Regions from separate parts of the Homo sapiens genome. Here region 1 is linked to region 2. A link is a contact called in ENCODE Hi-C or POLR2A ChIA-PET data. All regions are on one chromosome and are shown on one strand. Each heading gives the region's core, a stretch centred on a gene start or an enhancer-like site at or near the end of the contact. The rest is flanking DNA. Distances are from core to core; before and after follow the strand shown. Region 1 holds the start of DESI1 (desumoylating isopeptidase 1). Region 2 overlaps MRTFA (myocardin related transcription factor A).

Evidence for each region. A loop is a pair of places that touch in the nucleus more often than their neighbours do. ChIA-PET counts read pairs that join two places held with the same protein, here RNA polymerase II (POLR2A). Pooled maps may share reads with other maps.
Region 1: a loop to region 2 is called in a pooled map, with 3 times the contacts of the local background. The contact joins the promoter of DESI1 here to the enhancer-like site in region 2. A Hi-C loop is called at or near these places in 2 of 50 pooled maps. POLR2A ChIA-PET finds 5 or more read pairs at or near these places in 2 of 52 experiments (GM10248 and MCF 10A).

Annotation. Positions count from the first base shown.
Region 1 is chr22:41,618,492-41,624,701 of GRCh38, reverse strand. It overlaps DESI1 (desumoylating isopeptidase 1), which reads left to right and starts at 3,659. Exons shown (of 6, transcript NM_015704.3): 1 at 3,659-3,950. The coding sequence starts at 3,863. XRCC6 (X-ray repair cross complementing 6) reads right to left here and starts at 3,407. Exons shown (of 13, transcript NM_001469.5): 1 at 3,357-3,407; 2 at 2,616-2,712. The coding sequence starts at 2,697. RefSeq lists a silencer at 3,639-3,908 and enhancers at 3,640-4,241, 5,514-5,573, 5,584-5,653.
Region 2 is chr22:40,589,314-40,595,687 of GRCh38, reverse strand. It overlaps MRTFA (myocardin related transcription factor A), which reads left to right. Exons shown (of 15, transcript NM_020831.6): 2 at 953-1,014. Among named protein-coding and RNA genes, the nearest start is that of MRTFA, 44 kb to the left of the region's middle. RefSeq lists enhancers at 1,114-1,323, 1,904-2,103 and a silencer at 1,949-2,243. Within about 2 kb of position 1,912, at least 4 of the 41 ENCODE cell types and tissues checked have a DNase peak (open chromatin) inside an H3K27ac peak, as active enhancers do.

The DNA.
Region 1 (6,210 bases), core at 2,410-4,909, 1.0 Mb before region 2:
ATTATTATTTTTTTGAGACAGAGTCTCACTCTGTCGCCCAGGCTGGAGTGCAGTGATGCAATCTCAGCTCACTGCAAGCTCTGCCTCCCGGGTTCACGCCATTCTCCTGCCTCAGCCTCCAGAGTAGCTGGGACTACAGGCGCCTGCCACCACGCCTGGCTAATTTTTTGTATTTTTTTAGTAGAGACGGGGTTTCACCATGTTAGTCAGGATGGTCTCTATCTCCCGACCTTGTGATCCACCTGCCTCGGCCTCCCAAAGTACTGGGATTATAGAGGTGAGCCACCGCGCCCGGCCCCTATTTTATTTTTTTTGAGATAGAGTTTCACTCTGTTGCCCAGACTGGAGTGCAGTGTTGCAATCTCAGCTCACTGTAGCCTCTGCCTCCCCGGTTCAAGCAATTCTCGTGCCTCAGCCTCCCAAGCAGCTGAGACTACAAGTGCATGCCACCACAGACTCAGCTAACTTTTGTATTTTTTAGTAGAGATGGGGTTTTGCCATGTTGGCCAGGGTGGTCTCGAACTCCTGACCTCAAGTGATCTGCCCGCCTCAGCCTCCCAAAGTGTTGGGATTACAGGCGTGAGCCACCACACCCAGACAAATTACAGTATATTTATTGAGATTACAAGTGTGAGCCACCACACCCGGCCAAATTATGGTATATTTAAAATGAGCTATAGGCCACGCACAGTGGCTCACACCTGTAATTCCAGCACTTTGGGAGGCCGAGGTGGGTGAATCACCTAAGGCCAGGAGTTCAAGACCAGCCTGGCCAACATGGTGAAACACTGCCTCTACTAAAAATACAAAAATTAGCCGAGTGTGGTGGCGCACACGCCTGTCATCCCAGCTGCTTGGGAGGCTGAGATGGGAGAATAGCCTGAACTGGGGTGGCGGAGGTTGCAGTGAACCGAGATTGAGTCAGTGCACTCCAGCCTGGGCGACAGAGCAAGACTCTGTCTCAATAAATAAATAAATGTATATGCACTATCGTTACAATACAAGAAATCAGATAGGCCAGGCGCAGTGGCTCACACTTGTAATCCCAGCACTTTGGGATGCTGAGTAGGGCGGATCACAAGGTCAGGAGATCAAGACCATCCTGGCTAACACAGTGAAACCCCGTCTCTACTAAAAATACAAAAAACTGGCCGGGCGTGGTGGTGGGCGCCTATGGTCCCAGCTACTCGGGAGGCTGAGGCAGGAGAATGGCATGAACCCGGGAGGCGGAGCTTGCAGTGAGCCAAGATCGCGCCACTGCACTCCAGCCTGGGCGACAGAGCAAGACTGTCTCCAAAAAAAAAGAAAAAGAAATCAGATACAGTCTGGGCATGGAGGCTCATGACTATAAACCTAGAACTTTGGGAGGCCAAGGCTTGGGGGTATCGCTTGAGGCCAAGAGTTTGAGACCAGCCTGATCAACATAGCAAGATCCTGTCTCTACAAAAAATTAAGAAATTATTGGGAGTTGGCGGCACTTGTAGTCCCAGCTACTGAGGTAGCTGAAGCAGGAGGATCACTTGAGCCCGGGAGTTTGAGGTTACAGTGAGCTACGATGATCTCACCACTGCACTCCAGCCTGTCTCTATTAAAAAATTAAAAAATATATATATTTCATTAGGAAATAAATATTGAAAGATACTTGAAAGAAAAATACAAAAATGTCAAAATGCTGGTAGTGGTTGTGTTAGAGTGGTAGATTATAGCAAATTTTTTTCTTTTTTGTATTTCCTATGTTTCTCACTTTTTTTTTTTTCCTGAGAGAGTCTCATTCTGTCACCCAGGCTGGAATGCAGTGGCGCCATCTCGGCTCACTGCAAGCTCCACCTCCCAGGTTCGCACCATTCTCCTGCCTCAGCCTCCCGAGCAGCTGGGACTACAGGCGACCGCCACCACGCCCGGCTAATTTTTTGTATTTTTTTTTTAGTACAGACGGGGTTTCACCGTGTTAACCAGGATGGTCTTGATCTCCTGACATCGTGATCCGCCCGCCTCGGCCTCCCAAAGTGCTGGGATTACAGGCTTGAGACACCGCGCCTGGCCGTTTCTCATTTTTAATAAAAATATTCAAAATTTTTCTGCTCAGGAGTTAAATTAACCAGTATGAAGATTACATGTACCCCTATTTCTCTTCCTTTGTTTTATGTGTTACTGTGTTGCCTGCACATACACTCCCAAACGTGGAGGCTATAGTGAGGGAATCAATCACTTTCCTGTAACTGTGTTGCTTGCGTTTATTCTTTGGTTGGTGTAGTTATTGCAGGGTGGGGGCATTTTTACACTGAGGTCCTGGAATGGTAACACTACTTTCCTGGATGAGAAGGGTCTCACCTGAACCACTTAAGATGACAAAAAATACCTATGGTCATGGCCATTTATCAGGGACCAAAAGATGTCAAACTACCAGTGTCCAAAAAAAACTTAGGGCACACTAGAGTAAGATCTGCATATAAGAGCCTAGGGTAGCTCTGCGAAGTTCAAAGGAAGAAAAGAATTTCAGAATTATCTGGGAGGAGAAGGGCAGGCCATCAAACAGCAAAGTCCATCCAGCAGAGATAGGCAGGGAAGGTCTTTCTTCCACACACCGAATGGCACTACATGCTGAAGTCACTTACCACTTGCTTCAAGGTTCTCTTCTTGTTCTTCCTCTGCTTCTTCATCGCCCTCGGTTTTGTAATATGACTCCCACCCTGACATGTTGGCTACTGCTCACTAGGCGAAAGACGTTAACGTCAGTAACAGGCAAATTTAAATCGAAAAAATACCGACCTCTAGGTTCTTGTGAGATCTGTTCTAAAAGCTTGGTTAGTAGTGAGGAATGTGGACGGTAAATCCTGCTGCCTCGAAAGCTCGGCAGTCGGACTGCATGTAAATGCGCATGGGGGCCATCCCAGTAGCTGCCTCATCTCAGCTATCCCTCACGTTTCAGGGCCGGCGGCGGCCCGCGGAAGCCAGATCCCGGAGGTCCCGCCCCCGACGCCATTTAGACGGTGAGGGATTCCCGCTCCAGGATTCTATGCTGACTAACGGACCCCCTCGTCCTCAATACCGCCCAAAAACCTCCCCAAATTCCTCAATCACGCCCAATGAGATCTCAAACGCAGACAGGCCTCAAGCGCAGGCGGGCCGCAAGCGCAGGCGGGCCTCAAACGCAGGCGGGCCTCAAACGCGAGGTGCCGCCTCCTTCCCGAGGAAGGAGCGTGGTCTCGAGTCTGTCGCTGCTCCTCGGATTCGCACACTTAAGGCTAACGCTAACCCTCTAGCAAGGCTATGGGGGCGCGCGAGACCGACCGAGCGAAGCGGGACGAGGCCAGGCCTAGCTGGCGAACAACACAAATGGATAACGGCCCGCTTACCTTTGGCGCAGGGAAGCGACCAACTTGGACAGAAGACGACAATCCACGCATGCGCGGGCCCTGTACTCGGTCCCAATCAACGCCCTCTACGTCATCACGCATGTGCGCACTATATCGCGTCAGGCTGGCACGCACACTCCCCAACCAGCTTCTACCTATGTCCCTGACGAAAGCCAACCCATCAGCGAGAGCCCCGCCCCCTTCGGCAAAGCCCCGCCCCTTCCTACGTCAGGACTGTAAGCACATGCGCAAAAGTGCATCCCTGCCCCCGCCCCCTCTTCCGTGTGGGCCCTCCCTGTCCCCTCTCTGTCACCTCACAGTAGTCGTTGCCGGTAGCGGGTGTGGGGGCGCGAGCAGCGCAGGGCGGCCTCTCCCCCACCCCTCAGCCCGGGCCCGGGCTCGGTCCCCCCCTCTCCCTCCGCTTCGCACTCCCGTCGGGTACGGGAAGGTCCAAGCCGCTGCCGGGTGCCCGAGGGCCGTCGTGGCCGCCGTCGCCACGGGTCCCAATGGAGCCGCCGAATCTCTATCCGGTGAAGCTCTACGTGTACGACCTGTCCAAAGGCCTGGCCCGGCGGCTCAGCCCCATCATGCTGGGTGAGGGGGAAGGGGCCAGGTGGGCAGGAGGGCGGGAGCCAGGCCAGAGGGTGGCGGCTGGCCGAGGTGGGGAGACTTGGGCCACGACTCACGGGGAGACACATGGCCAGGAGGATGGAAGAAAAGCCGAGTGGAGAAGAGAGTGGTCTGAAGTTTGGGCCATCTGAGCCCCGCTTTAGCCTCGCAGATACCATCCTCACGTTTGAATTCAAGGGGAAGGGATGGAGGAGTCATGCCTCCACCTTGCAGGGGGCTTGGGCAGAAACCGAGCCCTCGAGAGCCCCTTCGACGAGGGTGTGGGGTAAACCAGCGCTGGATCCCGGCGGGTTCTCTGCCTCGCTCGGGTAGCCCAGTGCACTCCTGCCTCCTTGGCGCGGTGTAGGAAAGGTGAGGATGCCTGCCGCGCGGTGCCCCTCGTGGTGACAGAGACACTGCGGAGGTCGGGTGGCTCTCGGAGAACCTTGTCTCAGTGCCAAAAGGAAGCTCCCTTTGCAGTCCCAGGGATAGGTGGGATGGGGGAGATAGAGCTGCCTAGGGACCCAGCCATCGCCCCCAGGTAGGTCAAGTCAGGATAAGAGGAGCCCCGAACTCCAGAATTCACCAAGCAGTCTTCTCCCCACAGTTTCTAAGTTAATTGCTTTTGCTCAAATGGCAAGAAAGCAGTTTTGGGGGAAGTTTGGATGAGGCTGTGTGAATAAGGATTAGTAAAGAAAGTATTTCGGTTGTGCTCCATTAAACTACTTAACTGGCAGGAGAAAAACCAGCCCTCATTCAGTGACGATCACACCTTATTTCAACTTAAATACAGGAATGTCTTGTGTAACACAGGAATTGTCAGGTTTGTAATTTCGGGTAACAATGAGCAGGAAAGAATTCCAATTATTGAAAATTGAAGCTTTGACAGCATCCATTTGAATGGCTAGTTTTTCCTGGCTTCTGTGGAGACACTGGCGAATGATTTAGTTCATCTCTGTGAGACGAGGGGGCAGAGATCAAGTAAGGGAGGCTACTTTTGAGGGCATCCTTCAATGTCCTTGAGTTTCTAATATGTCGTAGTGAATTGAACTTAATCTCACAACCGTGGGTCCATGAGTTGTTTCTATATTTGGCTTCACATCAAAATCATCTAGGGTGCTTGTTAAAAATGCAGATACCCTCATTTCCAACATATATTGTAAATGAGATTAGAAAAAACAAGGTTAGAATAGCTCTTTAAATATGCAAATCAAAGGATATATATGTGCTTGCTTAGGCAAATAATTATCCGTAAGGATACACAAGAAATTGATAACAGCAGTAGCTTATGGAAAGGGGAACTTGATGCCAGGGGAACAGGGGTAGAAGAGAAACTTTGCTGTAAACTGTTTCTTACCTCTGGACCTGTGTATTACATACACATAATATCTATTTAAAATGAGAAAATTTTAATTATATGGATTCTAAGGCTTCACAAATACTAAATCAGAATCTCCTGGAGTTTTGGTCCAAAAATCTGTATTTTTAATGAGCTTATCAGCTAATTCTTATGTAGCCAACCCATTATTTGACAGGGATTTGGGCCTAGATAACCAGTTGTTAAAATGATTGAGGCACATCTGAAAGCAAAACTTACAAAGTCACTGAGGAAGCTGTTACTCATTAATAGATTACATCAGTCAAGTGTTTTTTTTTTGTTGGTTTTTTTTTTTGAGACGGAGTCTCGCTCTGTCACCCATGCTGGAGTGCAGTGGCACGATCTAGGCTCACTGCAAGCTCCGCCTCCCGGGTTCACGCCATTCTCCTGCCTCAGCCTCCCGAGTAGCTGGGACTACAGGCGCCCGCCACCACAGCCGGCTAATTTTTTGTATTTTTAGTATAGACGGGGTTTCACTGTGTTAGCCAGGATGGTCTCGATCTCCTCACCTTGTGATCCGCCTGCCTTGGCCTCCCAACGTGCTGGGATTACAGGCGTCAGCCACCATGCCCAGCCCACATCAGTCAAGTTTTAACTAAACTTCTTGGAATGGAGCCATTTAGTTGTTTGTTTTTTTATCATAGTGAGGAATCAGATATTTCCTATACCCCACGTAAAACCTCCCCCTTTACACTGGGTATTTTTTATCCTATTACCTAATAATTATTGGGCAGCTGAAAGGAGCCTTAGGAGTCATTATTTCATTCATTCAGCAGATGTTTATTGAGCGTCTGCTCTATGCTAGTCAACGTGTTAAGGTAAATGAGGTTGATATAATGAACAAAGATGTTCTTTGCCATCATGGAG
Region 2 (6,374 bases), core at 663-3,162:
AATGATTGCACAAAGAGGCTGTATTATGCCTCATAATAAGGACTTCCATTTCTTGAACTGTTTTTGTTTTGTCTTATCTGTCCAGTTAGTTTCTCAACTCCTTAAGGGAAGAGAATGAATCCTCTTCAGCACCTGGTATTAGTGCTCATCACATTGTGAGGACTCAAGAAGTAAATGATGAATGTAGAACACTTATACATACAAACCATTATGATAACCCACCTACGGTGGTAGAGATTGCCTATGTTTATTTAAAAGGCATTTCTCGGCCGGGCGCGGTGGCTCACACCTGTAATCCCAGCACTTTGGGAGGCTGAGGCAGGTGGATCACGAGGTCAGGAGATCGAGACCATCCTGGCCAACATGGTGAAACCCCGTCTCCACTAAAATACAAAAAAAAATAGCCCGACGTAATGGTGCACACCTGTAGTCCCAGCCTACTTGGGAGTCTGAGGCAGGGGAATTGCTTCAACCTGGGAGTCGGAGGTTGCAGTGAGCTGAGATTGCGCCATTGCATTCCAGCCCGGCGACAGAGCGAGACTCCTTGTCCAAAAAAAAAAAAAAAAAAAAAGGCATTTATCAACACCAATAAGAGCAGTTTTCAGAGGTATAGGACAATTGTCATTTGGATATAAGGATATAAAATGAGTTAATAAAAACACTTGTCTCATAGAGTTGTTGTGAGAATTAGTTTTAATATTTAAGTACTTGCAACAGTATCTAGCATATAGGAAGTGCCCAATCAGTGTTACCTATTATTTAACTCCACTTACATGGGCCTTTTTTTTTTTTTTTTTTTTAACCAGTGACAGAACTCTTAACACTGTTGTGTGCATGGAGAGGATTGAAAGGAGATAAGAAACAGCTTCTTACCTTTGAAACCAAACGCCTTTTAGGAATGGGAAGAACTGTTTATATTGCATGAACTTTTATTTTTCTGTTTGTGTTGTAGTGATCGGAGGGTATGGTTGGCATGGAATTGAATTTCATCTGTCTGTGGGAATTGTAAGCAAGGTAGGTCCCAGATTTATTTACTCTTCCCTCCCTCCTTTCCTAATGTGGTCGTTAGTATCTTCAATTGTACTGACCTAGAATAGATCAGATTTGACTATTGTTTGGGGAAACATTATCTTTTTCAGTCTCACTCATCGTGCCTCCTGATGGTCTGTCCTGTGGTTTAATGTTGTGGACTACATCTAGTATCTCATTAGAATGTAGAGAATGCTAAGAAACAACATAACCAATGTAAAATTTTGGTGGTCCTAGAACAGAACCATGAATTTACACATGTACCCACCCACACATACCCCTACCTCTTTAATCCAGTCCTTGAGGGCAGAAGTTTTTGTGTTGGAGCCATTATGTAAACCAATTTAGGGTGGTGGGTAATGGTAGGCTAGCTTATTCTGATCACTCTAAAAATCAGTAGCCTGTGTGAATGGTAGACTAAATGCAACAAAGGACCTGACTAGACAGTAGCCAGGCCATTACTGGCAACTGTAAATTTTGTTACTGATGACAGGATCTGTCCATCTGTAACCACTAGAGTTTGATTTGACACAACATGCTTTGTTCCTATCTTAAGCTCCTGGGCCTGAACAAAAGTACACCAGATAGAGCTTTGGCTTATGTATCTGTCTTATGTCAGGTGCCTGCAAAAAGAGCTATAGATGGCAGTTCACGCAGCTCTGCAAAACTATTTCTGTCAGAATATTTCCTGTCAAGGTAAAGGCTACTGCTAGTTCATGTAGTTCTAGTTTTCTACCACCATAAGTATGTTGAGATTCCCGTTGCTTATTGGTACAGGAGACCTGGCTCAGTTGCAGAGTAAACTTGACAGTCAAAACGGAACTCCCCAACCAGGAATCCTGTAAACTTGTGTGTGGGGTTCTATGGGTTGATGTCAGTCTGGACTCTTGCTGCATCTACACTTAGCACAGGTTCTTGAGACTGGCTTTCTCTCAGTCACAAAGAAGAGATTAGTACATTGCTACAGGGAAAAACAGTGTAGCCACTTCCTATAGCAGAAGGAACATGGCCTTGGAATTGACGCTGCTGTCTAGGAAGGAGGAGGAGACGGTAGATTAAAGTTAAACTTCTGTAAATGAATCCTTTGTCATCATCTAGTGGTCTGAATTTTCTGGGTGTGATCTGTGTGGTCAGTAAATTATCTTTTTTCTATTGTTCTACTTTTATATTGGGGTAATAAACTATTCCATGGAAATACTGTGTGATAAAATTAATGGAAAGTAAAGAAAGGTACCAACTTTTATTGAATTCCTGCTGGAGTTAGGCATTGTACTGTAAATTTTCATGTATGTTCTTTTACTGAAATATATCAAGTTCATTGATATTACAGCTTTTCAAGTCTAGGTGAATAATATTGTGACTCAGTGTCTTGAACTATTTATAATAGCCATTTAGAGGAAATAGAATTTTGTAGTGTTTTATGTTACTTCATTTGTTTTCTGGAGAAGGAAAGAATAATTATATGAGTTAATTTTTTTCTTTTTTTGGGGGCTTGCTACTGATTAGCCAAAGGCAGGGTGGAGACTGGCGGGTTTGAAATTAGAGACACCTGTGCTGTTTTGGGAAGTTGAGGCTCTTGACCTAGGATTTGCTGAAGTTGGTGCAGGAGAGGTCAGTGTAGGTTAATATTTTCAGAGCTCAAAGCAAGTGTGGATTGGGGTTGTTTATAGGTGCAGTTTTGCTTGATCTCTGTATCTGCAAATGGAGTAAAAAAGTACAGTACTGCTGTTTTGGGAAACTTCTGCAAAAGTCCCTGAGCCAATGCAAATTAATTTTCTTCAAAAATACCAAGAAAATTCCCCATTTGGCTGTTTCACCTGGTTGAGGGAATTGACTCTTGTCATTATGCTTGTAAAGAAATTACCAGGCTGGGTGTGGTAGTTCATGCCTGTAATTCCAGCACTTTGGGCGGCTGAGGTGGATGAATTGCTTGAATCCAGGAGTTTGAAACCAGCCTGGGCAACATGGTGAAATCCTGTCTCTACAAAAAACACCAAAAAAAATTAGCCAGGCATGGTGACATGTGCCTGTAGTCCCATTTGCTAGAGAGGCTGAGGTGGGAGGATTGCTTGAGCCTGGGAGGTAGAGGCTGTAGTGAGGTGTGATTGCATCACTGCATTCCAGCCTGGGTGACAGAGTGAGACCCTGTCTCCAAAAAAAAAAAAAGAAAAAAAAAATGTCCACAGATTTTTTTTTTTTTTTAAGTTAAGAGACAGGGTCTTGATTTATTACCCAGGCTGGAGTGCAGTGTGGAACATTTACAGTTCACTGTAGCCTTGACCTCCTGGGTTCGAGTGATCCTTCTGCCTCAGCCTCCGGAGTAGCTAGGACTGCAGGTGTGTGCCACCACGCCTGGCTAATTAAAAAAAATAATTTTTTTTTTTTTTTTTTTGTAGAGACTGAGGTCTCACTGTGTTGTCCGGGTTGGTCTTGAACTCCTGGCCTCAAGTAATTCTCCTACCCCGGCCTCCCAAAGTGTTGGGATTTACAGGCATGAGCCACCATGCCTGGCCCACACATTCTTTTAAAACAATTATAAATTTGATTTTCTGTTTTTAAATTTTCTCTTGAAATTCTTCTCTCATGGGAGATACCATCTCTATGTCTTTCAGTCATGCAGTAATTGGGGGTCAGAATAAATTGTTCAGCTCTTTCCTAGGTGATATGCAATTAAACTGAAGTCTTCCTTCTCCTTTGGACTTGTGCATATATCTATGAAAGAAGAAAATCTGGTTAAGAGCAGCAGAATTACCTGGAGATACTATACTGTCCTTTCAAGGGCTGAAATGGACACATTAACATTTCTTAATCTATGCATTTTTCCATTTTTATTTTTCTGTCTATTGAATGAATTACTGTACTTTTCCTCTTGGCCACTTCCTTTTTATGGTTTAGTGAGATAAACTTAATATAATTTTTCCTTCTTTGTTGAACAAATGTTAGTTCTTTAAAAATAACTTTGAGGTATAATTTATATACTACAGAATTTACCTGTTTGAAGTGTACAGTTTATTTTTAGTAATTTTGTGGAGATGTGCAACCATTACCCCACTCCAGTATTACATTTCCAATACCCCAGAAAGATCCCTTGTAAACACCATTTTTAAACTTCCTTTGAAGTAAGGCGCACATTTTATTAAGTTCTGCATCGGATTTAATCTTCCACTCATGAAGTTTTCCACCACTCTGCGTATTGCACGTCTTCTTTCCTCCTCTTCTTTATATATTAGTTTCTTATTACTGGTCAAACATACCACTCTTTTGTTATTTTTATTACATTTTCTCAACACTTTTTAAAAAGTGTAACCTTGAAAAGAAGGGATTTAGCTTTTATTCAAAGTTATTTTTTTCTTTGAAAGTTGTTATCTTTTTTTTTTTTTTTGAGACGGAGTCTCGCTCTTTTGCCCAGGCCGGAGTGGAAAGTTGTTATTTTATAATGCCTCAGGCCTCTCAGTAAGAGCTCGTTATTATTTCTGGGTTTTCTGTTCACTTCATTTGCTATTTATTTATTTATTTATTTATTTTGAGACGGAGTCTCGCTCTGTCGCCAGGCTGGAGTGCAGTGGCGCGATCTCAGCTCACTGCAGCCTCCACCTCCCAGGTTCAAGCAATTCTCCTGCCTCAGCCTCCTGAGTAGCTGGGACTACAGGCGCGTGCCACCACGCCCGGCTAATTTTTTGTATTTTTTTGGTAGAGACGGGGTTTCACCATGTTGGCCAGGATGGTCTTGATTTCTTGACTTTGTGATCTGCCTGCCTTGGCCTCCTAAAGTGGTGGGGTTACAGCTGTGAGCCACCGTGCCCAGCTGCTATTTATTTATTTTTAAAGGGAATAATTTATTGGTTATTTCTTGTGTGTGTATACAGACTAGGTATTAGCTGATTTGGAGAATTCTGCTCTGTGCATAAGTATTCAGATACTCAGTAAAAGATGTGAATATTGTCATACACTTGAGCTTTTCCTTTTTTTTTTTTTTTTCTTTTTTTGAGACAGAGTCTTGTTCTGTTACACAGGCTGGAGTGCAATGGTGTGATCTTGGCTCACTGCAGCCTCCGCCTCCGCCTCCTGGGTTCAAGCAATTCTCGTGCCTCAGCCTCCTGAGTAACTGGGATTACAGGTGTGTGCCACTATGCCCGACTAATTTTTGTATTTTTAGTAGAGACGGGGTTTCACCATGTTGGCCAGGCTGGTCTCAAACTCCTAACCTCGTGACCCACCCACCTCGACCTCCCAAATTGCTGGGATTACAGGTATGAGCCACCGCGCCCGGCTACACTGGAGCTTTTTAAAGGCTTACCTACCATGTTGGTTTGTCTCATTAATGATGATGTTAAATCTCATCATTGGTTGAGTTCCTGTCTGCCAGATTTATCCATTGTAAACTGTCTTTTCCCCTTAGTGATACATAATCTATACAGCCATACTAATTATTTACTTTTGATATCTCTTGTACAGAAGTGCCATGTAGTTGTCGTAGTAGCAATACATCTTCTTAGAGCAACAAACTAACCTGGCTAACAGTGTTTAAAAATTGAGTATTATGTGGAAGACAGTATGCAAAAAATGCAAAAAAATGAAGTTCAGAATTCATTTAATTTAAGCTTCTTTGTAATGTGAAGTTTTTTTTTTTTTTTTTCGAGACGGAGTCTCGCTCTGTCTCCCAGGCTGGAGTGCAGTGGTACGATCTCAGCTCACTGCAACCTCCGCCTCCCGGGTTCAAGCGATTCTCCTGCCCCAGCCTCCTGAGTAGCTGGGATTACAGGTGTGTGCCACCATGCCTGGCTAATTTTTGTATTTAGAGATGGGGTTTCACCATGTTGGTCAGGCTGGTCTTGAACTTCTGACCTTGTGATTCGCCTGCCTCGGCCTCCCAAAGTGCTGGGATTAAAGGTGTGAGCCACCGTGCCCGGCCTTGTAATATGAATTTTTAAGTGCAGAGTTTAAATACAGTTGCTTAAGAGCCTTGGGACGCAAATTTAGTTTTCCTTGGGTCATAAGGAATTTTTGTTGACAACCTTTTCACAGTTGTACTTTAGTAGACATTATTAGCATGTAGTAGACATTATTAACATTTTTCATAGTTTTCAGACAAGTTCTTTCCTGCTTTTAAAATTCCTTCCTCCAGTCTTCTCATGTATCCCTTGGAACAATACAGCTCTTACTGAGGGGTCTGGAGTTATCTGGGTTTGAACCCTGGCTCAGCAGTTACTTAACCTCTCTGTACTTCACTATTCTCCTTTGTAAAATAGAATAGTAATACCTCATACGTTTTTATGAGGATTAAATAGGCATTTGGCACTTTTGTTGGTCACAGATGTTCAGTAAGCCTGTATATTATTCTCAGT